2 separate regions of the Homo sapiens genome follow, and region 2 is linked to region 1. A link is a loop called in an ENCODE intact Hi-C map of the cell type or tissue named here. Cell type or tissue: endothelial cell of umbilical vein. All regions are shown on one strand. Links, peaks and the distances in the headings refer to the core of each region. The heading gives the core; the rest is flanking DNA.

What was found. Hi-C counts contacts between places; a loop is a spot of excess contacts. Peaks named below come from ENCODE experiments on the same cell type or tissue, not always from the same donor. Only the 100,000 strongest peaks of a DNase experiment are listed, where the experiment ranks them.
Region 2: a loop joins it to region 1, with 14 times the contacts of the local background. A loop is called at or near these places in 12 of 110 quality-filtered maps.

Annotation. Positions count from the first base shown.
Region 1 is chrX:8,961,255-8,977,471 of GRCh38, forward strand. No RefSeq gene overlaps it. Among named protein-coding and RNA genes, the nearest start is that of LINC03114, 42 kb to the left of the region's middle. In endothelial cell of umbilical vein, for the core only: no CTCF peak of the experiment used is centred there; a DNase peak (open chromatin) is centred at 10,097.
Region 2 is chrX:9,305,668-9,321,884 of GRCh38, forward strand. No RefSeq gene overlaps it. Among named protein-coding and RNA genes, the nearest start is that of TBL1X, 150 kb to the right of the region's middle. In endothelial cell of umbilical vein, for the core only: a CTCF peak has its summit at 7,728 (motif pointing left); no DNase peak of the experiment used is centred there.

The DNA.
Region 1 (16,217 bases), core at 5,237-13,236:
ATGCAAATGGGTTGCAAGTGAACAGATGTAGCTGATGGGTCAAAATCTCAGAATCATCAAGGATCTTGGAAAGGAACCCTGTTTTAAGGAAATACAATGGGCAGCGTGAAATATGTACATATGTGTATGGGTGTGTACACACTTTATACATTTATATATACACACACACACATATTATATGCAGATGCATATACATATACATATTCCATGACAGATTCCCAGCTCAGCAATCCTGGTTATTCAACATTCTGTCTACTAAGACCAAGCCTGGTCTTGTCCTCAGTAAACAAGGGGGCATCTATCTGTTTTATCTAAGTCATATAGGGAAAGGTAGCTGTTTGCAGTAAGCTATTTCCAGAACTCCAAGAGTTGGGGGGTCTCTTTACTATCACTGTTTCCAAGGATACTAGGGCTCGGGTAAAGTTTGACAAAGTCAGTTGCAATGAAATAAAAGTCAAAAGTATGTAATCAAATGATAAGATGGGACCTTTAGAGGTGACAGATGAGTATCTAAGCAACCAGGAAAGCCTGCTCTTAATTGACTCCCAGAAAAACACACAAAGGAGAGAAAAAACATTTTGCAATTTCTCAAAGTCAAATAATTGCTGTCATCTCATGCCCCAAGAATGAGAAATCCTGTCTGTGGCTGGAAATTTTACTAACTGAAAAGTGACGATCAAAATGCGAATGCCACCCTGGCATTTGGAGCCTCCAAGACATTAAAATGTGTAAGAATATCAAATACTCGATCCCATAAGTCTTTTGACCTTTCTTGGAGGTGAAATTTGAGGGAGCTGACCACAGAGATGAAAGCTGCCCTTATTTCCCATCATAGTAGACTCATTTTATTTTACTCTCGATTAAAAAATATATTTTACAGTTCTTCTTTAAAAGGTCAGTGCTTCTGGGAGAGACTTCAAGATGGGAGCTGATCAGAAATTAGCAGGACCCAGCAACCCCACTTCTGGGTTCCATTCAAAGGAAAAGAAATTTTGTGTCAAGAAAACCCAGGCAGACTCACATGTTCATCACAGCACTATTCACAATACCAAAGTCATAGAATCAACCTTAGTGTCCATCAATGATGGCTGGATAAAGAATGTGTGATACATACGCACCATGGAATGCTATGCAGCCACAAAAAAAGAATGAAATCATGTCCTTTGCAGTAACATAGATAGAGTTGGAAGCTATTATCCTACATGAAATAACTCAGAAAGTCAAATACCACATGTTCTCACTTATAAGTAGGAGTTAAACAATGGGTGCACATTGACATAAAGATGGAAACAATAGATACTGGGAACTCCAAAAGGGAGAAGGGTGGGAAGGGGGTCAGGGTCTTTAAAATTATCTATTGGGTGTCCTTGATGAACATAGAGGCAAAAATCCTCAACAAAACACTAGCACACCAAATCCAGCAGCACATGAAAAAGCTAATCCACTACGATCAAGTAGTTTTTATTCCTGGGATGCAAGGTTGGCTCAACATATGCAAATCAATAAATGTGATTCATCATATAAACCAAACTACAAATGAAAACCACATGATCATCTCAATAGATGCAGAAAGGCTTTCAATAAAATTCAATATCCCTTCATGTTAAAAATCTTCAAGCATTGAAGGAACATACCTCAAAATAATAAAAGCCATCTATGACAAACCCACAGCCAACATCATACTGAACAGACAAAAGGTAGAAGCATTCCCTTTGAGAACCAGAAAAAACAAGGATGCCATCTCTCACCACTCCTATTCAACATAGTACTGAAAGTTCTGGCCAGAGCAATTAGGCAAGAGAAAGAAATAAAAGGCATGTAGATAGGAAGATAGGAAGTCAAAATACCTGTTTATAGATGATATGATACTATACCTAGAAAACTCCATAGTCTCTGCCCAAAAGCTCCTAGATCTGATAAAGAGCTTCAGCAAAGCTTCAAGATACAAAATCAATGTACAAAAATAAGTAGCATTTCTATACATCAACAATATCCAAGCTGACAGCCAAATCAAGAATGCAATCCCATTCACAATAGCCACAAAAGGAATAAAATACCTAGGAATATAGCTAACTAGGGAGGTGAAAGATCTCTACAACGAGAATTACAAAACACTGCTCAAAGAAATCAGAGATGACATAAACAAATGGAAAAGCATTCCATGTGCGTGGATAGGAGAAATCAATATTGTTAAAATGGCCATACTGTCCAAAGCAATTTACAGATTCAATACTATTCCTATGAAACTACCAGTAACATTCTTCACAGGAATAGAAAAAAATATTTTAAAATTCATATGGAACCAAAAGAGAGCCTGAATAGCCAAGGCAATTCTAATCAAAAAGAACAAAACTGGAGGCAACATGCTACCTGACTTCAAACTACCCTATAAGGCTGCAGTAACCAAAACAGCATGGTACTAGTTCAAAAATAGACATATAGACCAGTGAAACAGAATAGAGAGCCCAGAAATAATGCCACACACCTACAAACATTGGTCTTTGACAAAGCTTGACATAAACAAGCAATGGAGAAAAGATTCCCTATTCAATAAATGGTGCTGGAATAACTGGCTAGTCATATGAAGAAGATTTAAACTGGACCCCTTCCTTACACCATATACAAAAATCAACTCAAGATGGATTAAAGACTTAATTGTAAAACCTAAAACTCTAAAAAACCTGGAAGATAACCTAGGAAATACCATTTGAGACACAGACCCTGGCAAAGATTTCAATGCAAAGATGCCAAAAGCAACTGCAACGAAAACAAAAAATGATGAATAGGATCTAATTAAATGAAAGAGCTTGTGCACAGCAAAAGAAACTATCAACAGAGTAAAGGGACAACCTACAGAATGGGAGAAAATTTTTGCAAACTATGTATGCAACAAAGGTCTGTTACCAAGAATCTATAAGGAATTTGAACAAATTAACAAGCAAAAAAAAAAAAAAAAAACCATTAAAAAGTGGGCAAAGGACATGAACAGACACTTTTCAAAAGAAGACATATATGTGGCCAACAAGCATATTTAAAAAATGCCCAACATCACTAATTGTATTAATTCATTTTCACACTGCTGTAAAGAAATATCTGAGACTGGGTCATTTATAAAGAAAAGAGTTTTAATTGACTCACAGTTCCACATGGCTGGGGAGGCCTCAGGAAACTTACAATCATGGCAGAAGGCACCTCTTCACAGGGTGGCAGGAGAGAGAAGAGAGAGCAAAAGGTAAATAACTCCTTATAAAACCATCAGATATCATGAGAACTCACTCACCATCATGAGAATAGCATGCGGGAAACTGCCCCATGATCCAGTCACCTCCATCCCTTGACACACGGGGATTACAATTCAAGATAAGATTTCAGTAGGGACACAGGGCCAAACTATATCATTCTGTCCCTGGCTCCTCCCAAATCTCATGTCTTTTCACATTTCAAAACCAAACATGCCTTCCCAACAACAGTCCCCGAAAGTCTTAACTAATTTCAGCATTAACTCAAAAGTCCACAGTCCAAAGTCTCATCTGAGACAAGGCAAGTCCCTTTTTCCTAGGAGCCTGTAAAATCAAAAGCAAGCTAGTTACTTCCAAGATACAATGTGAGTACAGGCATTGGACAAATGCTCCCATTCCAAATAGGAGAAATTGGCTAAAACAAAGGGGCTACAGGCCCCGATCAAGTGCAAAATCCAGCGGGGCAGTCATTAAATCTTAAAGCTCCAAAATGATCTCCCTTGACTCCATTTCTCACATCTGGGCATGCTGGGAGCAAGAGTTGGGCTCCCATGGCCTTGTGCAGCTCCTTCGTGGGCTGGTGTTGAGTGCCTGTGGCTTTTCCAGGTGCATAGTGTAAGCTGTCAGTGGATCTACCATTCTAGGGTTTGGAGGACGATGGCCCTCTTCTCACAGCTCCACTAGGCAGTCCTCCAGTGGGTCTCCGTGTGGGGACTCCAACCCCACATTTCCCTTCCACACTGCCCTAGCAGAGGTTCTTCATAAGGGCTCTGCCCCTCCAGCAGACTTCTGCCTGGGCATCCAGGCATTTCAATACATCCTCTGAAATCTAGGCTCCCAAATTAGGTTCCCAAGTCTCAATTATTGACTTCTGTACACCCTCAGTCCCAACATCATGTGGAAGCCACCAAGGCTTGGGGCTTGCACCCTCTGAAGCAATGACTCATGTTGTACCTTGGCCCTTTTTAGCCACAGCTGGAGATGGAGCAGCTGGGATACAGGGTACCAAGTCCTAAGGCTGCACAGAGCAGTGGGGGCCCTGGGCTTGGCCCAGGAACCATTATTCTCTGCTAGGCCTCCAAGCCTGTGATGGGAGAGGTTGCTGTGAAGACCTCTGGCATGCCCTGGAGATATTTTCCCCATTGTCTTGGCTATTAACATTCGCTCCTTGTTACTTATGCAAATTTCTTCAGCCAGCTTGAATTTCTCCCCAGAAAATGGGCTTTTCTTTTCTACCTCATGGCCGGCTGGAAATTTTCCAAACCTTTATGCTCTGCTTCCTTTTTAAACATAAGTTCCAATTTCAGATCATCTCTCTCAAGTTCAAAGTTCCACAGATCTCCAGGGCAGTGGCAAAATGCTGCCAGTCTCCTTGCTAAAGCATAGTAAGAGTGACCTTTGCTCCAGTTCCCAACAAGCTCCTTATCTCTGTCCAAGACTACCTCAACTTGGACTTCATTGTCCATATCACTATCAGTATTTTGGCCAAAACCATTCAACAAGTCTCTAGGAAGCTCCAAACTTTCCCACATCTTCCTGTCTTCTTCTGAACCCTGAAAACTTTTCCAACCTCTGCCCATTAAAGTTCCAAAGTCACTTCCACATTTTCAAGTATCTTTATAGTAGTACCCTACTCTCTGCAGTACCAATTTGTTACCAGTGGAAGAGATCCAAGTTACCCAGGTTACCAGCAGTAATCCGTACACACCCACAGCAACTTCAGTCCTTGCCTCTTCAGAAGAAAGAATTTGACCAAAAGGCATAAAGCAGAAAGGGAGACCAAGGTAAGTTTCAGAGCAGGAGTGGACGTTTATTTAAAAGCCTTTAGAACAGGAAAGAAAGGAAAATTCACTTGAAAGAGACCCAGAGACCCAAACGGGCACCTGAAGGTCCAAGAGAGAATAGAGAGCAAAAGAAAACAGCAAAAACGAGGCGTTTAACCTGGATCCTAGGCTCACCTCTTTCCCACGATTCTTCCCTTGGGGCAGCCCACATGCGCAGTGTCTTCCTTACCTTTTATAACTGTGCACACACGCAGTGTGTTTAGGGAGTTGGTATGCATGCCCATCTGAGGCTTTCTTCCCTTTTCCAGTGGAATATACCTGGAAGATCATACTTTGCCATTTTTGTTTGTTTGTTTGTTTTTGACACAGAGTCTTGCTCTGTCGCCTAGGCAGGAGTGCAGTGGCACCATTTCGGCTCACTGCAACTTCCGCCTCCCAGGTTCAAGTGATTCTCCTGCCTCAGCCTCCCAAGTATCTGGGACTATAGGCGCATGCCACCATGTCCGGCTAATTTTTCATATTTTTAGTAGAGACGGGGTTTCACCGTGTTAGCCAGGATGGTCTTGATCTCCTGGCCTCGTGATCCGCCCACCTCGGCCTCCCAAAGTGCTGGGATTACAGGCCATTTTTTTTGTCTCTTAACACGCATGCCCAGGAAGTTGCTTCTCTGTGGGGCCTGCATTCAATTAACAGTTTGATGTTAACAGGTGTGGACCATCAGGAAATGATCTCTCCCTAGCACTGCCAAACTATCATTTTTAGAGAGGCAATGTGATAATTGCCAAACCATCACCTGACATGTATAATGGGTGGGGAGAGAGCCCTCGCCTGCCCCACTCATACCTAACTACCTATAACGAATTTACTGTAGTAGTCCATTTTCACACTGCTGTAAAGATACTACTGAGACTAGGTAATTTATAAACAAAGGAGGTTGCCAGAAAGATGTCAGAGCCCTGGCAGTGGGAAGTGGTCAACTCACAGGTTGGTAAAAAGAATTTACCAACAACAGTATAGGTTTGAAAAAGGAAAGTTTATTAGGAAGGAAGAACACTACATTGGGTGCCTCAGCAAGAGGACTGAGCATGCCTCGGTGGATTTTTCCTTAGCGGTATCAATAGACCTTAAGGCAGGAGCTCAGGGTTGTAAAATGAGTTTCAGCACATTCCAGAGATGCAGAGAAATTTTAGTTACTTATAAAAGTTGAAAGAGGCCTGGAACCAGATGCCAACTTAGATACCAGGGAAATTGAGTTACTTCTAAATTCCCAGATAAGAAGTTTTGCCTCCAGGCCCATTTGATGGTCACCAGGAGGTGTTTGTTGCCTTCTAAATTTTTCAGATAAGGAGTTTTGCCTCTGGATGATCTGTTTGATGGTCACCAAGCGGTCTTTGCTCTCTTCTAAATTCCTCAGATAAGGATTTTTTTTTTTTTTTGTCTCCAGGGCCTGTTCAATGGTCACCAGGTGATTTTTCACAGTTCCACGTGGCCGGGGAGGCCTCAGGAAACTTACCATCATGGCAGAAGACAAAGGAGAAGCAAGTAGCTTTTCACAAGGTGGCAGGAGAGAGAAGAGGGAGTGAAAGGGGAAGAGCCCCTTATAAAACCATCAGATCTCATGAGAACTCACTCACTATCAAGAGAACAGCATGGGGGAAACCCACCACATGATCCAATCACCTCCCTCCCTCCAGGGATTACAAGTCCCTCCCTTGATCCACGGGGATTACAATTTGAGATGAGATTTGGGTGGGAACATAGATCCAAACCATATCACTAATCATTAGAGAAATGCAAATCAAAACCACAATGAGACACCATCTCACACCAGTCAGAATGGCTACTACTAAAAAGTCAAAAAACAAATGCTGATGAGGTTGTAGAGAAAAGGGAATGCTTATGCTTACGCACTGCTGGTGGGAATGTAAATTAGTTCAGTCATTGTAGAAAATAGTGTGGTCATTTCTGAAAGAACTTATAACAGAATTACCATTTGACCCAGCAATTCCATCACTGGGTATATACCTGAAGGAATATAAATCATTCTACCATAAAGACACTTGCACGTGTATGTTCGTTGCAGCACTATTCACAACAGCAAACACATGGAATCAACCTAAATACCCACCAATGGTAGACTAGATAAAGAAAATGTGGTACATATACACCATGGACTGCTATGCAGCCATAAAAAGAAGGTGATCATGTCCTTTGCAGCGACATGGAAGGAGCTGGAGGCCATTATCCTAAGCAAACTAACAGGAACAAAAAATCAAATACCTCGTGTTTTCACTTATAAGTGGAAGCTAAACATTGAGAACACATGGACACAAAGAAAAGAATAGACACCAGGACCTACCTGAGGGTGGAGGGTGGGAAGAGGCTGAGAATCAAAAAACAACCTATTGAGTACTATGTTTAATGCCTGGGTGACGAGATAATACGTACACCAAATCCCCATGGCATGTAGCTTACCTATATAACAGCCCTGCACATGTACCCATGAATTTAAAATAAAAGTTGGGGTATAAAAAGAAGTAAATAAAGAGTGATGAAATTACCCAAGACCACAGCTAGGAAGGGGTATAGCGTGAATCAGAACCTGATAGATTTGCTGAAATCTCCAGCTGAAAAATAGCACATCCACTCTAATAGATGCAATATAATTTTTGATTGGTTGATACCAGTGCCATACTGATTGTAAAATGTCTTTAGTATCACTTCTATTCATCCATTACTTCATGATATACGAAGTATCCTAAGTAATCAGAATTTTTTTGGTGGCAGTTGGGATAAGCCACATACTAGGTAATTTTCAGGATAAAAGGGCCAGGTTGACTTATTCTAATAGGTGCCTGGGCTTTGCACGGCTTTTTAGAGCTTCAGTCTAGATCATCTCTGAAACAAATTTATGATCAACCGTCCTGGGTTCCACGAACAAAGATGTGAAGCTGAGGTGTGTGTATTGTATGTTAAAATTAAAAAGTAAAATAAAAAATAATTGTCTTAAAAAGAAATAAATTCTATTAATTTTTTAAAATGTCTAACATGAAAATTATTTTGAAACTTAAATATTTGACTCATGCATAGACCCAGGCCTAGTATATTTTCAGAAATTAAATTCTCATTTGAATAGTCAAAAAATAATTCAATAAGCTCCAAACTTCTTTTCAGTGCTTTTATTACCCACAAAAATGTGGCTCATAGTTGTTGTTTTTTTTTTCTGTAATGGAATGTGCAAGGATTCATTTTATATTTGCTCATCAATTTGTAATATTCACACTGCTTTCATATGCATTTTTTCAGTTACCAGAGAGGCCACATAATATAGTGATTAAAACCATGGACTCTGTAGTCAGACTGCCAGAGGGTTAAATCCCAGTTTCCCCACTTAGTAGCAGTGTGATCTTGAGCAAGTTACTTAACTTTTTGTGCTTTAATCTTATTCCTTACAACAGGGACAATTATTGTGCCTAATTGGTAGACCTGTTGTTGAATTAATACCATAAAATACTTAGAAGAGTAAACAGTGTTAGCTATTGTTATTATAGTTATGTACTGAAATTTTCAGAACTAATGGCAAGGTATCTGAGAGTCTGAAGGGATTCATGGTAAGTGAAAGAATCAGGGCAGGATCCTTGACATTAAAGTAATTTGTTTTTTTGTTTTTGAGACGGAGTTTCCCTCTTGTTGCCCAGGCTGCCTTGCAATGGCACGATCTCTGCTCACTGCAACCTCCGCCTCCCGGGTTCAAGTGATTCTTCTGCCTCAGCCTGCTGAGTAGCTGGGATTACAAGCATGCGCCACCACGCCTGGCTAATTTTGTATTTTTAGTAGAGACGGGGTTTCTCCACGTTGGTCAGGCTGGTCTCGAACTCCCGACCTCGGATGGTCCGCCTCCCTCGGCCTCCCAAAGTGCTGGAATTACAGGCGTGAACCACGGCCCTGAGCCTAAAGTAATTTGTCAACAAAATTACTGTTTGTTAGAGTGAGCTGAACCTAGATTTTCCTGAGCCCTTCAGTGCAAGACCTTTTTCATTTTACAGGAGGCTATTTCCAGAAGATTCCAAAGCCAGATCTGGTCTTGTTTCAATAGGTGAATAAAGCAGATTATAAAAAAGGGCTTAACGATGCAATATTACATACTCCATATGATCTTGACCATTAACACGAAGTATCAAATATACTAGAGAAAAGATAACAAGCAAATATGCTAAAATATCAGAGGATTTTTCACTGAAGGTGGAATTGTAGGTGACTCTTTGTGCTTTTTTATAATTATCTGTCAAATGTTCTTTTTTGAGCAATGTTCTGTTTTGATAGAGAGGAGAAGTAGAAAACCAAAATAAGTTCAGTAACAATTGAGATTTGCTCCATTAGACTGAAGTCGAATAATGGAACCAAAAGAGGAGTAGGTGAGAAATATTTAAAATTTAAATGCTCATTTTAGAAGGATTTTTCTACCTGAATTAAAACAAGAACTGCCAGATCCATTGGTATGGTTTGGATCTGTGTCCCCATCCAAATATCATGTTCAATTTTAATCTCCAATGTTGGAGGTGGGGTCTGGTGGGAAGTGATTGGATCTTGGGAGCGGATTTCCCTCTCAGTGCTGCTGTTGTGATAGTGAGTGAGTGCTCACAAGATCTTGTTGTTTAAAAGTGTGCAGCACCTCCCCCCACCCCGTTCTTCCTGCTCTAGCCGTGTAAGATGTGCCAGCTTCCCCCTTCACCTTCCACTATTATTGTAAGTTTCCTGAGGCCTCCCCAGAAGCCACGCAGATGCTGCCATGCTTTTGGTACAGTCTGCAAAACTGTGAGCCAATTAAACTTTTATTCTTTATAAATTACCCAGTCTTGTGAATTTCTTTATAGCAATGCAAGAACAGACTAATACACTCATACTTTATGAATCTGGCATTTCAGATAAAAATTAAACAAAGACAGCCTCAGTGAGGAAATAAAGTGCAGTACTAAACACAACAAGGCAGCCTTGTCTTCTCTAGATAGAGTGAAACACCAATAAATGTTTTCCACAAGGGGGAGATAGTTGGTCAGAGTTTCATCAAACAGGACTATCAACACACTGTAAGTGAAGAAGCAATGCAAGTAAAATGCCTGGTGTTTATTCTCACCAAAGAATAAGGAGCTGCAAATATGAGGCACTCGGAAGGACCAACACAGACACACACATGCACACTCAAGTCAGAAGCAACAAGTCTTAGCAGAATACAAAGAAGATCTAGTTTACAGAGTCTTTTAAATACTATGTTCAATAAATGTTACTTATACAGAAAAAATATATAGAAAGGTATATAGACGAAAGATAAATAGATGAATTATTGAGTCTGAGGAGCTGTGTTAGTGAGAGTTCTTAGGTTCTCAGGAGAATTCTGAGTAATAATAATTTATCTACTAATTTTAAATGCAATGTATACACATTCGCTGATTCTTCTGCTTGTTGAAGTCTGCTGTTAATCCTCTCTAGTAAATTTTTCAATTCAGTTATTATATTTTCTGCTTCAGAATTTCTACTTGGTTTCTTTTTGTAGTTTCTGTCTCTTTGTTGATATTCTCATCTTGTTCAGATATCATTTTAAAATTTCCTTTAATTTGTCTGTTTTTATTTAAGTTATTTGAACATACTTAAGGAAGTTATATTAAAGATTTTGTTTAATATATCTAAAAACTGTTGTTTGCTCAGAGGTGATTTTGCCACTTTTCTTTCATCCTTTGAATGGGCCTTTTCTCTTTCTTTGAAAATACTGTGGGTTTTTTTTTTTTTTACATTAAAAAATTGGGTATTTGATGCAACAAACAAACAAAAAATGTGCATTTGAAAAAGCAATCACTATAGCCAGTCTTTGCTGACTGGTTCTTTGCCAAGAAAGGCCTTCACTATTCAGCATGCATGTCCCGAGCAGGGGTAAAGTCTTGAAGTTTTCTCAGGTCTTCCTTGAGCATGCATCTCACCTAGGACTTCGTGTGTGTGTGTGTGTGTGTGTGTGTACACGTATGTTTGCTTAAATGCTTTAATTTCCAAAAGAGTCCTAGCCCAGCTTCTTAGTGTGTCTTAGTTGTCCTGTTGCAATCCTTAATTACTAATCTCTAGCTCCCAGTATCAGTGGGTCTGTAGTCCCCTTGAAGCTTTTACAAACCATTTTCACTGACAATTTCTATGGCTTTTTGTTTTTTAGTCTGAGGCCTGGCATATGCTGTTTTTCTTCTCTGAATTCCAGGAAAGGAAAATTAGAGGGCAGAATACTAGGTAGTTCCCAGACAGTTCAGAATGTTGCAAGTAAGGTTTTTTCTTCTTCCTCTCGCCCAAGGGAGAAATTCCTTGATCAGAAACTGGGCTGCTTTATATCTACCACATCTCACTGCATCATGGAAAGAACGGGGCCAAGGTCAGTAGAAGCAAAATAAAAATTGTGTACCAATTTGAAGGTAGCTTTTTCTCCATTGGGTGATTACAGAGCAGACCTATGTACACCAGACCATTAACTGTTTTTCAGAAATCCCATAACGTTATTTTAACTAGTCTAATTTCTTTTAGTGTTTCTGTAGAAGAATAAAGGCCTGGAGCTTCCTAGTTTACTGTCTTGTTATCAAAAGCATTATTTTTGAAATATATCGAATCACTTGTCTAAATAATTTTTAATTTAAAAATAAGCAGATTACTGTGCTTTTATTTTCACAAGCTCTTTTGATATTCTGCTCTACTCATTCTCTGATCCTACCATATGAAGTATTTCAGGTAAATTTTGATGCAAGTTTAAATTAAATAGAGCTGTGAAAATGTCTTAGAAGATTTCTACTTACATGGAGGTAAGGTGGAACATAAGCCAAAGAAACATATCTGGATTCCAATTTTATTTTAAAATATTTCTACAAGAGTCATTAAAATTGTGTATGAAAAACAAAGATAAGGTTCAATAAGAGCTTAATTTAAATATGACACAAATATACAGCAAGATTTAACAGAAGTTTAATAACACAATAGACTGAAGATAAATGGTTTGCTTCTAAAGAGTCAAACATGATGCTGACTTCAGCTTTTTCTTATCCATCCTTTTCTTGTTCCTTCCTGATCACATTTGCTGCCTTGAAAAATGTTCTCTTTGCCAGCAACTTTATTCCCTCTCTCTTCCCTTCTTCAGTTTATGTTCATACTTGTCAAGAGTATATTTGAGAGTTGCCCTGTTCTGAAAATTATTCCCAATCCCTTAAACTAGATTTGGTGTATTTTTTTCTTTGTGACCGTAGCATATTATATATAGCTAGACTCCCTTTTTTTTTTCTTGTATTTTTAGTAGAGGCGAGGTTTCACTGTGTTAGCCAGGATGGTCTCGATCTCCTGACCTCATGATCTGCCCGCCTTGGCCTCCCAAAGTGCTGGGATTGAATTATTATACTACACTCATCTGTGATCTCCTTCCTTATAAAATTGTGTTTTCATCTCTATAGTCAACAGTGTCATTAAAGTTTCTTGAATAAATAAGTCTTCTATCTGAAAATCTTTCTTTTCTACTTGATAATATTTGTAACTCATTTGATTCATTTGAAGAACTGACATAAATCCATTTATAGTCTTTATCTTATCCAGTGTGAACATTCATTTAGCTGTAGACATACTAATTTGCTTGATTATAAGGTGCTATTCTGGACTCTCACTGGTGGGCTACATAATATATAGTCTATGCAATACTCACCTTTCTAAAATCAGAAGAAAAATGGTAATTTCGCATGCATATGACCCTAAGAGTTTCAGATAGAGGATGGTGGACTTTTCCATATGCAGCCAGATCCCTTGAATAGTACCTGAAATTTAGAGAGTAAACATTTTCGTGGCTGTGTGCTACATGCTGTAACAAAAATTGAGAGACAACCACCTTCACCATATGGTTTCTAACGTTTATTTAAGGTGTATCACAAAATTGAACTAAGGACATACTGGAAGTATAGGAGTTTCTCAGGAAGCATAAACCAATACTATTTATGAGAAGCTTGAATTTGAAATTTTAAAAAAGAGTATAATACTGAGAAAAAAAGGAAAAAATAATCCTAGAAACGTGTTTACTTTTTCTAATAATTTTACATGTTCATCAAATAGAAGCTTAATTAAAAATATATACTAGGACACTACAAAAGAAAATTACAGACAAATATCTTTGATGAACAGAAATGCAAAAATCCTCAACAAAGCATTAGCAAACCAAATTCAACAGCATAGTGAAACAAATTATTCACAATTATCAAGGGAGATTTATCTTTGGAATGCAAGAATAATTCAACGTATGTTGAATGTTGCAAATATAACAACATGATAGATCACATTAACAGAATGAAGGACAAAAACCATATGATTATCTCAACAGATGTGGCAAAGGCATTTGACAAAATTCAACATCCTTTTACAAGGAAAACTCTCAATAAATTATATAGAGAGGGAATGATAAAGGCCATACTAATAAGCCCATAGCTAACATTACTCTACTCTCACCCCTTTTGTTCAACATAGTTTTGGGAATCATAGCCAGAGCACTTAGGCAAGAGAAAGAAAGAAAAAGTATACAAACATAAAAGGAAGAAGCGAATTTGTCTTTATGTGCTGGTGACATGATCTTACATATAGAAAACCCTAAAAACTCTGCCAAAAACTTTTAGAATGGTAAACGAATTCAGTAAACTTGCAGATCACAAAGCCAACATACATAAATCAATAATATTTTTAGTACTAATAATAAACTATCTAAAAAGAAAATTAAGATATAATTTTATTTACAAGAGCAAAAAACTTAGGTATACATGTATTAAAGGAGATAGAAAACCTTTATACTGAAAAATAAAAGGCATCAATAAAAAAATTGAAGAAAACACAAATAAATAGAAAGATAGCCCATGTAGAAAGATATCCCACATTCATGGATTTGAAGAAATAATACTGTGAAAATTGCCATGCTACTCAAAGCAATCTACAGATTCACCATAATCCCTATCATAATTCAGATGTCATTTTTTTCACAGAGGTAGATTAAATCATCTTTAAATTTGTATGGAACTATGGAAGACCTTGAATAGCCAACGATCTTGGACAGAAACAAGAAAGCTGGAGGCACCAAACTCCCTGATTTAAAAAAAAATTATAAAATAATTGTAACTAAAACACCATGATACATGATACTGCCATAAAAATAGACCCATTGACCAATGGATTAGAATAGAAAGCCCAGATATAAACCCATGCATCAGTGGCCAATTGATTTTTTTACAAAGGTGCTGAGAACACATGATGTGGGAAAAACCCCTTTTTTGTGACAGGTGTTTGAACAACTGGATATCTACATGCAGAAGAATGAAATTTAAATACACAAATATTTATCATTGTGTTACATTTATCTACAGTGTTTAGTACAGTGACATATTGTATAAGTTTGTAGCCTAGGGACAATAGGCTATACCATATAGCTGAGGTTTGTAGTAGACTATCCCATCTAGGTTTGTGTAAGTACACTATATGATGTTCTCAAAATCACCTGACACATTTCTCAGAACATATTTTCATCATTAAGCAATACATGACTGTATATTTAAAATGCTCAGCATCATTAATCCACAGAAAAATTTAAATTGAAACCACAATGAGGTATCACTTCACACCTATTAGAATAGCTTTTGTCATTGGTGAGAAAACAATATGCAGATTCCTCAAAAAAATAAAAATAAATCTATCTTATGATCCAGTAATTCCACTTCTGAGTATAGATTCAAAGAAACTGAAATCAGTGTGTCAAAAGGATAGCTGCAATCCCATGTTAATTGTAGCATTATTCATTATAGACAATAAATGGAATCAACCTATGTGTTCACCTACAGATGAATGGGTAAAGAAAATATGATATCTACACAACAGAATACTATTCAACCTCAACAGAAGGGAAACTTCTGTCATTTGCTACAAAACGGATGAATCTAGAAGGGATTGTGCTAATTGAATTAAGCCAAGCACAAAAAAATAAATACCACGTGATCTCACTTACATTTGGAATCTAAAAGAGCTGAACTGCGAAGTAGAGAGTAGAATGATGGTTGTGAGAGACTGGGAATAGGGTGGGAAAGAGGACATGGTGAGTCGCTGGTTAAAGGGTACAAAGTTTCAGATAGACAATAGGAATAAGTTTTGAGGTCTATTACACAACGAGATAACTATAGTCAATAATAATGTATATTTCAAAATTACCAAGAATTTCAAATGTCTTACCACAGAAAAAATGATAAATAAGTGAGGTGGTAAATAAGTTAATTAGCTTGATTTAATCATTCCACATGGTGTACATATATCAGAGCATCACATTATGCCTTATAAGTTTATACAATTATGACTTCTGAATAAAAAATAAAATTCATAATGAAAAGTAAATAAATAAAATATAGAAATGAGATAGCTTAAACTAAGTAGAATAAAGACAATCTAGAGAAAGAGGGACTATTCAAATGTGTACTTACTACTCAGATATGTTGAGTATGATGAAGTATTGACTTAGGAAAACAATGATATCACACCATTCTCTTCTGCCAAGAGTCCCTGAAACATAAAGAAACAAACTTTGTTTTAAAAATTAAGCTTTTATTTATTTATTTATTTATTTATTTATCACCTTGTATTTTAGTTTGTGGATGTACATGTGCAGGTTTGTTACATGGGTAAATTTTGTATCATTGAATTTCAGTGTATGAATAATCTTGTCACTCAGGTAGTGAGCATAGTATCCAATAGGTAGTTTTTCAACACTTCCCCTCTCCCACTCTCCCCCTTCTTGTATTTCCCAGTGTCTATTGTTCTCATTTTTATCTCCATATGTACTCAATGTTCATTTAGCTCCTACTTATAAGTGAGAACATGCAGTGTTGGAGTTTCTATTCCTGCATAAATTTGCTTAGGATAATGGCCTCTAGCTGCATCCATGTTGCTGCAAATAACATGATTTTGTTCATTTTTATAGCTGCATAGTATTCCATGGTGTGTCTGTACCATACTTGCTTTATCCAGTCCATAGTCTATGAGCATCTAGGTTGATTCATTGTCTTTGCTATTGTGAATAGTGCTGTGACGAACATATGAGCTCATGTGTATTTTGATAGGATAATTTTTTTTCTGTTGGGTATGTACCTAGTAATGGGACTGTTGGGTTGAA
Region 2 (16,217 bases), core at 3,903-11,902, 340 kb after region 1:
TTAAAAAATTTTTTCTGTTGAGCATTTCCTACGACCAGACAATGGTTCTAAGCATTCAGTTATCCAACTAGGATTGCTCATGTAATCCTATGTTGGGATTAGTACTGTTATCCTCTTTTTCACAATAAGGAAACTGAGGCTCAGAGACAGTAGGAAATTTCAGCCAGTTCATCCAGCTAGTATGAGGCAGGATAAGAGTTTGAACCTGGGAAGTCTGATCCCAAAGCCTACACCCTTAACCATTATTCTATGCCCCTGGTCATTTGAATTCATAAAATCAGCCTCCAAGGGCATCTGTACTTAGTGGCTTTAAAACAAGCTATTTTATCATCTATCCCACGGTGCAGAACAGAATGGAATTCCCAAGAAATCTGGGAGTCCCCTGTACAGGTGTTGCATACCTTCTACAAGTCCCTCACACCTTCCAGAAGCTTCTCAAAGATGCCGGTGATGCTGCTTCGTATTATCAATGTACAAAGCAATGCACTGAAAGGGGTTTTCCTGACTTATAAGACTATAATTGAAAAACCAAGTGCTTCTAATTCAACTACCTCAAGAAATTCCAAAAACAGAGTACGTTTTAAGGAAATGTTTATAGTCAAGGACTAGGGTTGGTGGTTTGGTGTCAAGTCAAGCAGCATCAAGAAAGATTTAATTGTTGTTCTAGTCCCATGTTGTAGCATTATGTAGTATGCTGCATGTGTGTTTATTTTTTTAATTAATTTTTTTTTTTTTGAGACAGGGTCTCACCCTGTTGCCCAGGTTGGAGTGAAGTTCCAGCTCACTACAGCCTCAACCTCCCAAGCTCAAGGAATCTCCCACCTCAGCCTTCCAAGTAGCTGAGACTGTATGCATGTAATGGACAGGCACATGGCACCACACCCAGCTAATTTTTGTATTTTCTGTAGAGACGGGGTTTCACCATATTACCCAGGCTTGTCTCTAGCTCCTGAGCTCAAGCCATCCGCCCACCTCAGCCTCCCAATGTGCTAGGATTATAGGCATGAGCCACCACGCCGGGCCTGTATATGTTCTTGGCCAGTTTTAAGATGAGAAACACAACAGTGGCCAACACAAAATCAAAATATACTTGTAAAACATAGTTAATCTAGGGAAATTGATAACTAATATGTAATTAAGGAGAACATAGCAATTGGTACATTGGAAAGCAACTTGACTTTGCTAATGGCAAGCTGTTTGCTAGAAACACAGACACAGACACACACACACACACACACACACAAGGTTATAAAAGGGTAAATAATAAGTGTGGTTCCTTTTGTAACAGGGACTCAGTAATTCACTACCAGGAAGTTTTCTAAAAACTCACCCTACAGAGAAAAGAATCTGAATGAATGTAAAGTGTTAAGGCAGTTGATGGCTGAGGAATTGTCAAATTATCAAAATGCCACGTGATGATGGTATCTGAGTGAGACTGATACCGCTAACCATAAAATAGGTGAGCCCTGCAACAGCTTGACAAGGTTAAGCACCTTAGGAAAGCAATGATAATAAAGATGAAATACTAATTAAAATATCTTCTTGAGTTTATGCACTCTCCTTGGAAAAAATACCAAGAAATCATCACTGGATACTATCTAACTATAATACAGCACTATGATAGATTACCGACTTGTGTTTTTTTCTTTGAGGTATTCAGTTCAATGAAGAATAATTTAATTTAGAATCATTAAAAAGTGTTAGAGCTGAAAGAATCTTTAAAGAGCATGAATGCAATTACCTTGTTTTTAAACGGTGAACCTAAAGCTTGGACAAGCCGACTGAATTACCCCAGATCCTGTCTTTATTTCATTTGTGTTTCCGTTCCCTCATTCAGCACACAAGACATAAACCAGTAACCACGCCAAGCCAGGGTGATGTTGAGCCTGCACAACCTGTGCCACCGCCAGGCAGTGCAAAGCTAATGTTAGATCCAGACCTCCTGATTTCTGGCCAAAGATGCACAGAAAAAAGCACAAAGGCATCTATGTCCATTGTCGGAGTCAAAAGTCTAGCAATAAAGACAGTTTTTTTTTTCGTTGTTGAAACGGAGTCTCGCTCTGTCGCCCAGGCTGGAGTACAGTGGCGCGATCTCTGCCCACTGCAAGCTCTGCCTCCTGGGTTCACGCCATTCTCCTGCCTCAGCCTCCTGAGTAGCTGGGACCACAAGCACCCGCCACCACTCCCAGCTAATTGTTTTTTTGTATTTTTAGTAGAGACGGGTTTTCACCCTGTTAGCCAGGATGGTCTCCATCTCCTGACCTCGTGATCCGCCCACCTCGGCCTCCCAAAGTGCTGGGATTACAGGCGTGAGCCACGCTGCAGCCAGCCAGGAGACACTATTAATACCGAATGGTGATGTCTATGGCAAAAGCACCAACACCATAGCCATCTCCGCAGCAGCCTAAATGATTCTGACAGCCATGGGCCAGTCCACTGATTCCAGAAACACTTAATAGTGAGTTCCGGAAAAGAAAAAGCAATGCCCCATTTTCTTTGGATGTACAGCATGCGGCAAAGCAGTCCACTGTGGAGACCAGAGTACGTGATCACCAAAGATGGCTTGACTGAGCCTAGCAAGTTGCGTTAGAGGGCTTCTGCTGCCATTGTATGTCGCTTCTTGGGCACTTTTCTCATCTTTTTTGACACTGATCTTTAGGAAGAAAGAGGGGAAATTAGGCTAATTGTGGGGAAAAAGGAAAGGTAAAAATGGCCAATGGTCAGAGAGACTTGCAACTGCCCGAAAACAGGCAAGTAAGCACTCGTGTTAAAATAGAGCCACGATGGTAGAGTTAGGGATATCAGCAGATAAAAGCCAAAAGCTAACAGTAAAGGAGAAACACACATGAATGCCTTCATCACAGAAGCTGCTGATCTCTGCACATCAGGAGCTTACAAACTGAAAGAGTTAGAGCAGCATAGACACACAGAAAGTGGATGCCAAAGGAAACAACTGGCACACTCATCCCAGCTGGGATTCAGGGCCTCACTACTCATCACTGGCACCCGCATTAAAGACACAAAGGAAGAAACTAGAAGAAATGAAGCTACAAGATAGCCTTCACCACAATCACTAACACATGGAATATGCGTAGTGTTAATGTGTAGTGTTAAAGCATTAGTTGCTCTTCATTAGCACAAAACATTCCTTCATTTCTTCATTTGTCACCAGCTGTTTTTTTTTTTTTTCATCTCTTTTCTGTGTATCTGTGTTGGTTTAACTCTTTTCATTGGTAAGCCCCTAATGAGTAGAGATCAACAACATCTATTAATTGAAACTAATGCCGAAAAGTACAAAAAAATGTGGATAGAAAAAAATAAACATCTTAGGGATGAAAAGAGCCATTGAAATTTCAAACATGATAGACAGAATCTACTTTAAGCTGGCTGAACACAGCCAAGAAAAGAAATCATGATTAGAAGGCTGAATCAAAAAATCTTCCCAAAACAGACAGACAAAGAGTTACAAATTGGTTTAATCAAAGAAATATTGAGGAACTCCAATCCATATCAACCTAAAGTTCCAATAGAAGAGAATGAAAATAGTCTGGGCGCAGTGGCTCACTCCTGTAATCCCAGCACTTTGGGAGGCTGGGACAGATGGATCACTTGAGGTCAAGAGTTCAAGACCATCCTGGCCAACATGGTGAAATCCCATCTCTAAAAAAAAAAAGAAAAGAAAAAAAAATTAGCTGGACCTTGTGGTGTGTGCCTCTGATCCCAGCTACGCTGGAGGCTGAGGCAGGAGAATCGCTTGAATGGGGGAGGCAGAGGTTGCAATGAGCCAAGATCGTGCCACTGCACTCCAGCCTGGGCAACAGAGCGAGACTCCGCCAAAAAAAAAAAAAGAAGAGAATGAAAATGAAAAGATGGAGAAAGTCTTCAACAGCCCACAACATCAGGCCTGAATCACCCTGGAAACTCTTCAATGCTTAACAAATGTCTTGCACTGCATAAATAGGGAGTTTATAAGTGTGGGGATCCATGTTTCTTGCCTTTTTTTTTTTTTTTTTTTTTGAGACAGGCTCTCACTCTGTCAAGCAGGCAAGAGTGCAGTGGTGCAATACAGCTCACTGCAGCCCTGACCTTCCAGGCTCTCAGCCTCCCAAGTAGCTAGGACTACAGATGCACACCACCATGCCCAGATAACTTTTGTATTTTTTTGTACAGACAGGGTTTTGCCATGTTGCCCATGCTGGTCTCAAACTCCCAGGCTCAAAAGATCCATCCACCTCAGCCTCCCAAAGTGCTGGGATTACAGGCATGAGCCACCACGCTCGGCCACGCTTTTCCAAATGACTAACCTCTATATAACTCCTTAAAATTTACAAATCTTTCTTCACTTACGGCATTTCACTTAGTCCTCTCTTAGCAGCTTTGTGACATGGGTATCATTGTTTATAAAATTTATTTTTACTTTGAATTTTTTATAGAGACAGGGTCTCACTCTGTTACCCAGGCTGGAGTGCAGTGGTGCAATCATAGCTCACTGCAGCCTCAAACTCCCGGCCTCAAGGGATCCTCCCTCCTGAGCTTCCCAAAGTGCTAGCATTACAGGCGTGAGCCACCATGCCCAGCCATGGTATTATTAAACTTATTTGTCACATGAGAAAACTAAAACTCACAGGGAATGTAGACACTTGCTCATCATCCCACAGCTAGAGGAAAATGAGCCATATTTAAATGGTTTTTAAATATGTCCAGTATCTTTGATACTTCTCCTTTCAAAACATGGAGCCCAATTGTTCTTCTTCGAGTGTGGGCTGTATTTAGTGACTTGCTTCCAACAAATAGAATAAGGGTGAAATAAAGGTATGAAACTTCCAAGACTAAGTCATAGAAGGCACTGTGTCTTCCATCTGGCTCTCTCTTTGATCACTCACTCTGAGGGAAGCTAGCCGCCACGTTGTGAGGACACTCAAGCAGCCCATTGGACAGGTCCACTTGCTGCGAATGAGAATGACAATCAAAAGCCAAAGAAGAATTGATGCCTCCTACCAAAAGCCATGTGGGTGAGCCATCTTGGAAGCAGATCCTCCAGCCCCAATTAAGGCTTTAGCTGACTTCAGCCAGGGCTGAAGTCTTAACTGCAATCTCATGAGAGATCCTGAGTCATAACCACCCAAGTAAGTTGCTCCCAAATTCCTATCCCTAGAAACTATGTGATAATAAACAGTTGTTGTAAACTGCAAGGGAGTGACTTGTCACATGGCAATAGGTAATAAATATGCCAGGAATTAAATCCAAAGGTCTCAACCCAAAAGCCTGTGCTTTTTCATTTAACAACACTACCTTTTCCATGACGTCTTGTGTAAAATCAAAATATTTTGACCATCTCAACTTACATTTCCCTAACTGTCAGTTCAATTTTTGCCAATTATGTCACCTTATTCTGTGCCTAATTATAGGACTTCTTGCATTTTTGAAACACTAATCTCCCCTTCTGAATAATAACGGTCATGAGAACAGGGGATAGAGCAGTTTTGGTCATCATAGCATCCCCAGGATCAAATTTACTGCTCAGTAAGTAATAAGCACTGGGTGTATATTTTTGGATGAATGAATGAATGATGGCCAAAATACATATGACACAACTAGTCTACCACAGGGCTTTGTTCTCATTTTTATGCTGACACAAAAGGGAATAAATTCTATATCTAAGAAGAAACTAGGGAATATCTTGGAGTTGTGACTTTGATTGATCTGAGCTTCCCAGAAGACATTTGTTTTATTCAGAAAATACTTTGAAGGGCAAGAAGTATGACTGTTTTTTCAGTAACATGCAAAAATCCCTAGGGCATGCAAAAATAAGAATAATTTCCTAAACTAAAATGTCTTGTTCGATCCTCCAAGTGTTCTTCCGCTCCCTGTTCCAGGCCCACTGGAGAGTTTCGGCAGCAGGCCCTCAGACAGGAGTGGTCTGGCCTGCTGATGACCTCATCTCACCCCAGCCCACCTCCAGCTGCAGAGAGGAGTTGTGAGCACTGGGTTAAGGCAGCATTTTTCTGGGCAAGTTACTTATGCTCACATGAGCCGTAAATCAACATGCAGTCCTAAGTTGTGATGGCTTTTCACTTGGTGGGAAATGCCTAAACACCCAGATTTTTATTTCACAGCCAGGAAAAAAATAATGTGTGAGAGAAACAAAATGCAGAAGTGCCTATCAGACATGACTGAAATAAGAATCCCAAGGAACACGAAATGTTACTACAGTGATGCAGCTTTGATCACGGACCAAACATTTTTCTAGTAACCACTAAAACAGGACACATCACATGTACATTTTTCATACAATCCACCCTCCTTCGGCGTTTCACCATCTCATCCTCTGCTGCCCACTACATTTCTGTGATGATGGAAATGTTCTCTGCTGCCTAACAGAGTAGCCACTAGCCACTTGTGGTCACTGAGCACTTAAAATGTGGCTAGCTTAACTGAGAACTGAATCTTATTAGTAATTTAATTATTAATCAATTATTAATTACTAAATTGATTTCAGTTCAATTAAATTTAAATAGCCACATGTGGCTAGAAGATATATTGTATTGGACTGAACCATTTCATACAGCGTTCTGGGCACATTCAAAACGGTTGGAGTAATTTAGATCGAAGACAGGCTGGGAATTACGACTCCTTTTGCCAAAGATGGATAGAAAGGTACTCAAAACCCCAAAATCTCAAGCTGTTTTTCAAAACAATGAGGGAACCCTATGGGTCTACTATTTTCTGGAGTTTCTTAAAATCAACACCTAATCTGAAAAGAGAGATAAGAAAGAGAGGAGACAGTACACCTAAGGTCTTCAACCCAAGTCCCATCAAGGAAAGAAGGTTCTGTGTGATCTATTACTGGGGAACCAACATACACCTTTGGGGTGAAATGGAGCTGCAATGGGAAGCAGAGGCTGCTTAGAATACAAATCAGATTCCATGGCCGGGTGCAGTGGCTCACACCTGTAATATCAACTCTTTGGGAGGCTTAAGCAGGGCAATCGCTTGGGCCCAGGAGTTTGAGACCACCTAAGCAACATAGGAAGATCCCATCTCTACAAACAAATTAAAAAATGAGCTGGGCATAGTGAAGTGTACCTATGGTCCCAATACTTTGGGAGGCTGAAGCAGCAGGATCACTTGAGCTCAAGAGGTCGAGGCTGCAGTGAGCTATGATCATGCCACTGCACTCCAGCCTGGGTGATGGATGGGAGGGAAGAAGGGAAGGAGGGAGAGAAGGAAGGAAGGGAAGGAGGGAAGGAAGGAAGGGAAGGAAAAGAAGGGAAGGAAGGAAAGGAAGGGAAGGGGAGGGAGAGAGGGAGGGAGGGAAGGAAATGAAGGAAAGAGGGAAGGAGGGAAGGAAGGAAGGGAGGGAGGGAGGGAGGGAGGGAGGGAAGGAGGGAAGGAGGGAAGGAGGGAAGGGAGGGAAAGGAGGGAAGGAAGGAAGAAAATAGGTTCCGAAGCCCTTGGAGTACCCAAGTAAATTACAAAGCTGTAAACTGCTTAGGGGTGAGTTCAAACTCTGCAAGCTGCAAGGAAGCACCCACCCGGCCCTGCCCACCTCCTGAGACCCAGCCACCTTATTTCTTTTGGCTCCCCAAGGTGGCCCTAACATGGGCTCGGGGACGCTCGGTCTCTAAACCCAGGCTGGCACTTTCTTTCCTGCTCTCTGTGTGGCTTCCTGACTATGCCCATCAAGCTCTCTGTGGAGCAACTGGAACCTCGCCCCCTGCTGGTGGGAGTGTGAACTGCTGCCACTACTTAGGGACTGTCTACTATTCCGGGGCATACACCCCACAGAAATTTGCATATATGATCACCCTAAGACATGCATTTGCATACCCATAGCAACAGACTCTTCAAAGTGTCCTAAAACGAAACATCCCAAATCCCAACAACAATAGAATGGATTAATGTGGTATATGTATACAGGGAAATACTACGAGCAATGAAACAAATGACCTGCACCTCCACGTAAGAGTGAAATATCCCACAAGCGTGATGATGAGGTAAACCAGCTAAATAGAGCATGGTTCCGTGTATAGAAAGTACACAAATGGGTACCATGCATTCACACTGCTCAGAGAGGTGGTGGGTGGTGATGGGAAGTGGATGGGGGCAGAAGGTTCCAGGGTGCTGGGAGTGTTATTTTCTTGATATGGCTGCTGGTTAGGTGTGTGTGCTCTGTTGTCAAAAGTTAGCAATGGGCAGGGTCCAGTGGCTCACGCCTGTAATCCCAGCACTTTAGGAGGTTGAAGTGGGAGGATTGTTTGAGGCCAGGAGTTCAAGACCACCCTGGGCAACACAGTAAAACCCCATCTTTACAAAAAATGAAAAAAAAAATAATAATAATTAGCCAGGTCTGGTGATGCACACCCGTAGTCCCAGCTACTTGAAAAGCTGAGGTGAAAGGATTGCTTGAGACCAGGAGGTCAACACTGCAGTGAGCCATGAGCACGTCACTGCACTCTAGCCTGGGTGACAGAGCAAGACTCTGTCTCAAAAAAAAAAAAGTTAGCAATGCATACCCTTACAATAAACACATACTTTACTTCGTAGTTTTTCTTTTAAGAATGTTCTATCCATCCTCAGAGTACAGCTGAAAACTCACCACTTCCTTGAACCATGAAACTGTCCTATAACCATCTTTCATTTTCTCTCTATTAAAAAAACATAAATTATTTCATGCACATTTGCTCTATTGTATCTGTCAGAATTTTTTTTTTTTTTTTTTTTTTTTTTTTTTTTTTTTTAGGACAGAGTCTCACTCTGTTGCCCAGACTGGAGTGCAGTGGCATGATCTCAGCTCACTGCAACCTCCACTTCCCAGGTTCAAAAGATTCTCATGCCTCAGCCTCCCAAGTAGCTGGGACTTCAGGCATGAGCCACCACGCTTGGCTAATTTTTGTTTTTTTTGTTTTTTGGTTTTTTTGTTTTTTTAAGTAGAGATGGGGTTTCACCATGATGTCCAGGCTGGTCTCGAACTCCTCACCTTAGGTGATCCACCCACCTTGGACTCCCAAAGTGCCGGGATTACAGGTGTTATCTATCAGAATTTAAACACTGCGTTTTTTGTTTTTTGTTTTTTTTTGAGACGGAGTCTCACTCTGTCGCCCAGGCTGGAGTGCAGTGGAGTGATCTCGGCTCACTGCAAGCTCCGCCTCCTGGGTTCACGCCATTCTCCTGCCTCAGCCTCCCGAGTGGCTGGAACTACAGGCGCCCGCCACCACGCCCGGCTAATTTTTTTTGTATTTTTAGTAGAGACGGGGTTTCACCATGTTAGCCAAGATGGTCTCGATCTCCTGACCTCGTGATCCACCCGCCTCGGCCTCCCAAAGTGCTGGGATTACAGGCATGAGCCACCGCGCCCGGCCAACACTGCGATTTTTAAACCTCTCTTGGTGTTGAACCAAGTATTGCTCACGAAACACATACTTCATAAACTCTTTTAAACCAACCACTGCTTTTCTATTACTAAAACTTGCTTAAATGACAAAAGACAGGTATTATCTCACAGTCTCTGTGAATTTTCAAACAGCTGAGTTCAGTTAAGCACACAGTTGCCTGCACATATAAAAAATGGAAAATATTGCAACAAAAAAGACTCTGGAATTTTCCATCCACACAGCTGTTGCTGCGTGGCATCTGTGGTGTAACCTTCACTTGATGGAACTAACTCCCACAATCCCACGCAAGAGAAATGATCCCATTCCATTACAGTCCTGTCACTATACAGGGCAAAAACATCAGAAATGATTAAGAAAAGAAGAAAAGACACCGCACTCAAAAAAATGTGATGAAAACTTTTACAGTGCACTAGATCAAGAATTTGAAAACTCGTAGTAATTCCCATTTTTGTGGGTTTCCAAATGACAGGTGACTACTTAGTAGGCCCATTCTTTTTTTTTTTTTTTTTTTTTTTCGAAACGGAGTTTCACTCTTGTTGCCCAGGCTGGAGTGCAATGGCACGATCTCGGCTCACCGCAACCTCCGCCTCCCGGTTTCAAGCCATTCTCCTGCCTCAGCCTCCCGAGTAGCTGGGATTACAGGTATGCACCACCATGCCCGGCTAATTTTGTATTTTTAGTAGATACGGGGTTTCTCCACGTTGGTCAGGCTGGTCTCAAACTCCTGACCTCAGGTGATCCACCCGCCTCAGCCTCCCAAAGTGCTGGGATTACAGGCATAAGCCACCGTGCCCGGCCGCCCATTCTTTTGCTCATAAACTATGAGAACAGAGGACAAGAGATATATGAATTCATCAACTGGTCCTAAATTATGGTAGTCACTTATAGGAGCCCTCACCGAGACCCCCACACATACATAATAGGGAGGATTTTCCTCGACAAACGTGGCCAATTCAGATTCATTCAGTAGACAACTCTTTCTTTCACGCCACATTCCTCACTTCTCCTTTCCTGCTAGCCAAACGCTCCCCACAAAGAGGCTGCTTCTTGAAACGTTCTTATATTTTGCTTGGTTTCAACAGCCCTGCAGAAAGCGGCAGGGAAGTAATCTCCAATCTGCAGAAATGACAGAAGCCAGGAGGCTGTGGGCCTCCTTAAAACTTTCACCTCCGCTCTGAATACGCAGGCTGCCAATCTCCCCATCCCTAGAGTTTAATGGGGGAAGTTCAATGTCATTGCATGTAGTGTCATCTGACATATTTATAAACACCCAGAGGGAAAGCAGAACAGAACATCCGCAAGTGTGTTCCTTAAAAAGACTCTTCTCAAACTTCCACGAAGCCACACAAGCCGCATATGACTGTAAAAGAATCCACGAAATCCTGGAACCAGCCTGCCCGGATAAAGCTGTTTGGCGTGCCATGTGTTAGGCTGACCCGAAACTTTTCACTTGGTAGGAGCTACATTATTGCTTGGTTAATATACACTTGGATTAAAGAAATTTTCAGAATAGTCAAATTTATCACCCCAGTTCTAAGGAGTGAACTAAAAACAAAAACTTAAAACACAGATACTTCCTCCTTTTTTCTCCCTCGATCCTTCCACCTCTCTCTCTCTCTACTCTCTCTCTCTCTCTCTCTCTCTCTGTCACTCACTCAATCTCAGACATTCATTACCCTGAAGCCACCTCGGTCCTGCCTCAGGGAAAAGGACTCATGAGGCCAAGGGAGAGCAGGGGATGCGCCTACGTGAAGCCCTCCGGCTTCCAGGCCATGCCTATAGGCCCTAGCACCTCTTCCCTAAATGGGGACAAGGGTGAGGGCCCCCTAGGGTACACTGATGGAAAGTCTGTACCAGGGTGTGAAGACCTCCCACCACACAGGTCAGAGCCTGAGGGGGTAGCAGAAAGCCCAGGCGTGGGCCAGGGCTGTGCGCTCCGCATCACTTTGTATCTGCATTGCCAGGGAGGCCAAGGAAGCTGCAACCAACCCTGGCTGTCTGAAGCATGGCCTGGAAGGTAGCAGGATAGAAGAGATTCTCTTCAGCAGGTGGTTAGCTTGATTTACAGCTCATGGTGTACACCCAAGGCAAGTGGGGGTCTGTTTGTGCCCCAGCCCTGGACCCTCAGCAACGTTGGGAAGGGCCTGCAGGCCACACCCCAGGTAGCAGGAGAGACAAAAGACAACAGAAAATACAAAACGAACCAGGCAGAGAACAGCTCAGAGAGGCATGCATGGGAAAGCCCAAGACACAGCTGCACAGACAAAGAAGCTTGACCTCGGCGCATGGAGAGTGAGGGCCCAGCAGTGCCAAAGAAGCTGGCCCCACCCACCCAAGGATTTCACAAGGAACATTCCAAATGCCCCGCTTGTCACCCAATGCCCAGCTGCACACGCTAAATTATTGCACATCTCTGAGCTTCCTATTATAATATTATAACCACCGCCTGCTGTTATCACACTCTTTTGAGCCAAATTGCACCCAACAGAGCATTTCATTGTTCTGGTCCTGTCTCAAGGCTGTTCTTCAGGTGACGGAATTAAAACAAAGAGGTGAGTGTGTGTGTGCATGCATGCAGTATACATCACATGCACACACAGATAAAGATGGACCACCAGGCCAGGCGCGGTGCCTCACACCTGTAATCCCAGCACTTTGGGAGGCCGAGGCGGGTGGATCACTTGAGCTCAGGAGTTTGAGACCAGCCTGAGCAACATGGCAAAACCTCACCTCTACAAAAAAAATACAAAAATTAACCAGGCATGGTGGCAGGCACCTGTAGTCTCTCTCGGTGCTCTCCGAGGACACCTCGCTGCCCTGGACTTCCCCCTCTGTCACCGGCCCTTTCTTCTAGGTCCCCTGGGGTCCTTCTCTCTTGCCTGGGATGCTGGTGTTTCCTGAGGAGCTCCCCTGCTCCCCTTCTTGTGACCCATTCCTCACTTTCCCTGGGCCCCTTGACCTGCACAGATGACATCGAGTCTACAGCTCTAAACCGGGGCTTCCTCCAAGCTCTGGATTTTGAATGAACCAGAAATATCTGAAAGTCAATATGTTGGGCATTGGAGTCACTATGGTTCCTGCCTGGCACTCTATTCCATTCCAGTACTATTTTCTTATACTTCCCCTAGGAGGGAGAAGGGCAGAATTGGTGACTTCCAGGGAGGATGGAGGGACACAGATGATCCCCAAGTTTCAAGCATGCATGACAAATCAGAAAGGGGCTTCGTTCAGCAAGACCTGACTAGTACAGATTGCTGATTTTGTGGGCTATACACCCACAGGAAGCTGCACTTCCCCAGAGTTTGGGTCACAATGGGGTTTCCTGCCACATTGCAGATACCCAATGAGTATTCAGTGAAAGAATAGATGAGTGACAATTGATTAATTGACTTAGAAATGACAAGGCAGGTTCCGTTTGCAAAGGGCTGAGTCATATTATAAAATCCTCAACTGCAGCATAACTGGATAAGGTGTTTCTGTAATTCCCTGAGTGTTATATAATGGGTAGCCATTAGGGCTCATTTAGTTGCAAATAACAGAAACCAGTACGCTAACCAACTTCTACACTCAAGGTAATGTACTGGGCCCTGTAACAGAGAGGCCCAGCAGGAAGGCTAAAGAGAGGCAAGACTTGAACCGGGGTCAGAAAATCATCAGGACCAAGATCAGGTTCTTTGCAGTTCTCAGCTCTGCCCTGTCAGCCTGAGTTTTCCTTCCAGGTGGGGTCTCCCTCGTAGGCCCCCGATGAGTGCAAGCCATTCCGGCTGCTTTCTGCCTCTGGGCCAACAGACAGGAGTCTTTTCTGGCAGCACCCAGGAACGAATAAGGCCTTCCTTTCTCCTTGCCTTTGCGGCAGGTGTCGGTCTCTGGATGCATGAACGGGACCAGCAGGGATGGAAGAGGCTTTGGCTGGGATCCAGCTAATTCACATGTCAGGTACAAAAATGGGAGAGAATGAATTCCCCAGCAGGGAATCGGGGTTCTGTCGAGCAGAGTAGTGGGAAACCTCTGCAGAAAATGTGAACGCCAAACGTACAATCTGCCGCGTATACGTAATGATTGCAAATGTCAAAAACCTAAAGTCAGTGTTAACATTGAGCAAAATGTTACTTTTCTAAAATCATTTCTTATCTCAAATTGTGGCTCCCTCAATTTTTTAAGGACAATGGAAATTTTTTATGTCTCCATTATGGTAGTAACTCCATGACTGTTTGAATTGGTCAAAATTCATAGAACTTCAGCAAAGTCTAGAGACCTTATGTAAAGGTCTAGATAATAAATATTTTCGAGATTGAGGGCCAAGACTGTTGCAATTACTCCAGCTTGCACTTGCAACAGCAAGCAAAGCAGCCATACGCAATACGTAAATGAATAGAAATGGCTATATTACCAGAAAACTTATTAAAAAAAAAAGTCAATAGGCTGAATGGGACCCCTGAATTGCACGCAGCCTGAGGAGCCCTGAACTTAAAATATATGAATTTTACTATAGTTAATTAAACCTCAATAAATAAACAGAATAAAGGAAGACAAAGGAAAAATAAATGCTGTAGGGGAGAAAACTGTAATTCCTTCAACTTAACCTGAAGTGAAATGTCATCAAGAAAACAGGGGCTGAGTGCAGTGGTTCACGCCTGTAATCCCATAACTTTGGGAGGTTAAGGCAGGAAGATCACTTGAGGTCAGGAATTCCAGGATCCAGTGATCCATGATCACACCATTGCACTCCAGCCTGGGCAACAGAGCAAGACTGTGTCTCTAAAAAATAAATACATAAATAAATAATAAAAAGACAACAGAGGTACAGTACTCCCCCCTTATCTGCTGTTTTGCCTTCCGAGTTTTCAGTTACCTGAAATCAACCACAGCCCAAAAATACTCCATGTAAAGTTCCAGAAATAAACAATCCCTAAGTTGTAAATTGCCTGCCATTCTGAGCAATGTGATGAAATCTCTCACTACCCTGCTCCATCTTGCCTGGGATGTGAATCTCCCCTTTGTCTAGTTGGTGATCCGACCAACTGTCTCGGTGTCACGGTGCTTATTTTACCTAATAATGACCCCAAAGCACAAGAGGAGTGATGTTGTCCATTTGGCTATGGACAGCATAAGAGAAGCCATAATGTGCCCCCTTTAAGTGAAATGGTAAAAGTTCTCAGCTTCATAAGAAAAGGAAAAAAAATCTTATGCCAGACTTGCTAAGATCTACAGTAAGAGCAAACCTTCCATTGGTAAAATTGTGAAGAAGGAAGAAGAAATTCATGCCAGTTTTGCTGTCACATCTCAAACTGCAAAGGTTGTGGCCACAGTGTGTGATAAGTGCTTAGTTAAGATGCAAAAGGCATTAAATTTGTGGGTGGAAGACCTGAACAAAAATGTGTTACAGCCCAGGTGTGGTGGATCATGCCTTTAATCCCAGCACTTTGGGAGGCCAAGGCAGGAGGATAGCCCAAGCCCAGGATTTTGAGACCAGCCTGAGTAACATACTGAGACTCCCCATCTGAAATACATATATATTAAAAAAAAATTTTTTTTTGAGATGGAGTCTCACTCTGTCACCCAGGCTGGAGTGTAGTGGTGCGATCTTGGCTGACTGCAACCTCTGCCTCCCAGTTCAAGCGATTCTCCTGCCTCAGCCTCCTAAGTAGATGGGATTCCAGGTGCCTGCCACCACGCCTGGCTAATTTTTGGTATTTTTAGTAGAGACAGGGTTTCACCATGTTATTCAGGTTGGTCTTGAACTCCTGACCTCAGATGATGTGCCCACCTTGGCCTCCCAAAGTGCTGGGATTACAGGCGTGAGCCACCGCCCCTGGCCCATATTGTTTTTAATTTAAAAAATAATAAGAAGGATGTGTTCTGACTGACAGCAATCTGGTCCAGTGCTATCAGCGGTTTCAGGCATCCAGTGGGGGTTTCAGAATGTACCCCCTGCAGATAAAGGGGCACTACTAAAGTTTTGTTTGTGAGAGGGATTTCCTGACGGTCGCTGTGCAAAGGCTGAGCCAGAAGATTTACGAAAGTTAAACAAAGAGTGTTTAACTTGGCTTTTGAAGACATTTTATTGACTCACTTGGTAAACTCACTAAGAAGTCGAGTACCCACCTCTGTTCTTGACAAAGGCATCTGCAGCAGGCTGTGTTCACATCACCACTCCAAAACTGAGTTTCGTTAGGTTTTTGTTTGATTGTTTTTTCCTAGCGGGATGACTTTAAGAGTCATCATTTTGTGCTTCTGGTTCTTTATTGTTTGCTCTTTTACAGCATAGCAATCTTCATTGGACAGAGATTGTGAAGGAGACCCAGTCATTTCTTCCCTTACTCCAAATAATGGCACGAACAACGCAGCTCCAAGGCTATGAGTCCATCCAAATTGAATGGAAAGTCAAACTTTTGGGACCCAGAAAGTGAATACTCTCAAGAAGGAAAGTGGGGCCTGGCACGGTGGCTCACGCCTGTAATTCCAGCACTCTGGGAGGCCAAGGCGGGTGGATCACTTGAAGTCGGGAGTTCCAGACCAGCCTGGCCAACATGGTGAAACCTCGTCTCTACAAAAATACAAAAATTAGCCGAGCATGATGGCGGGTGCCTGTAATCCCAGCTACCCAGGAGGCTGAGGCGGGAGAATCGCTTGAACCCGGGAGGCGGAGCTTGCAGTGTGCTGAGATAGGGCCACTGCACTCCAGCCTGGGCGACAGAGCGAGACTCCGTCTCCAAAAAAAAAAAAAAAAGAAGAAGAAGAAGAAGGAAAGGGCAGGGGGCGGGGAAGGGCGAAGGGAAAGCAGGAGAGTTCAAAATCAGAGCTCATCAGGCAGCATTCAAG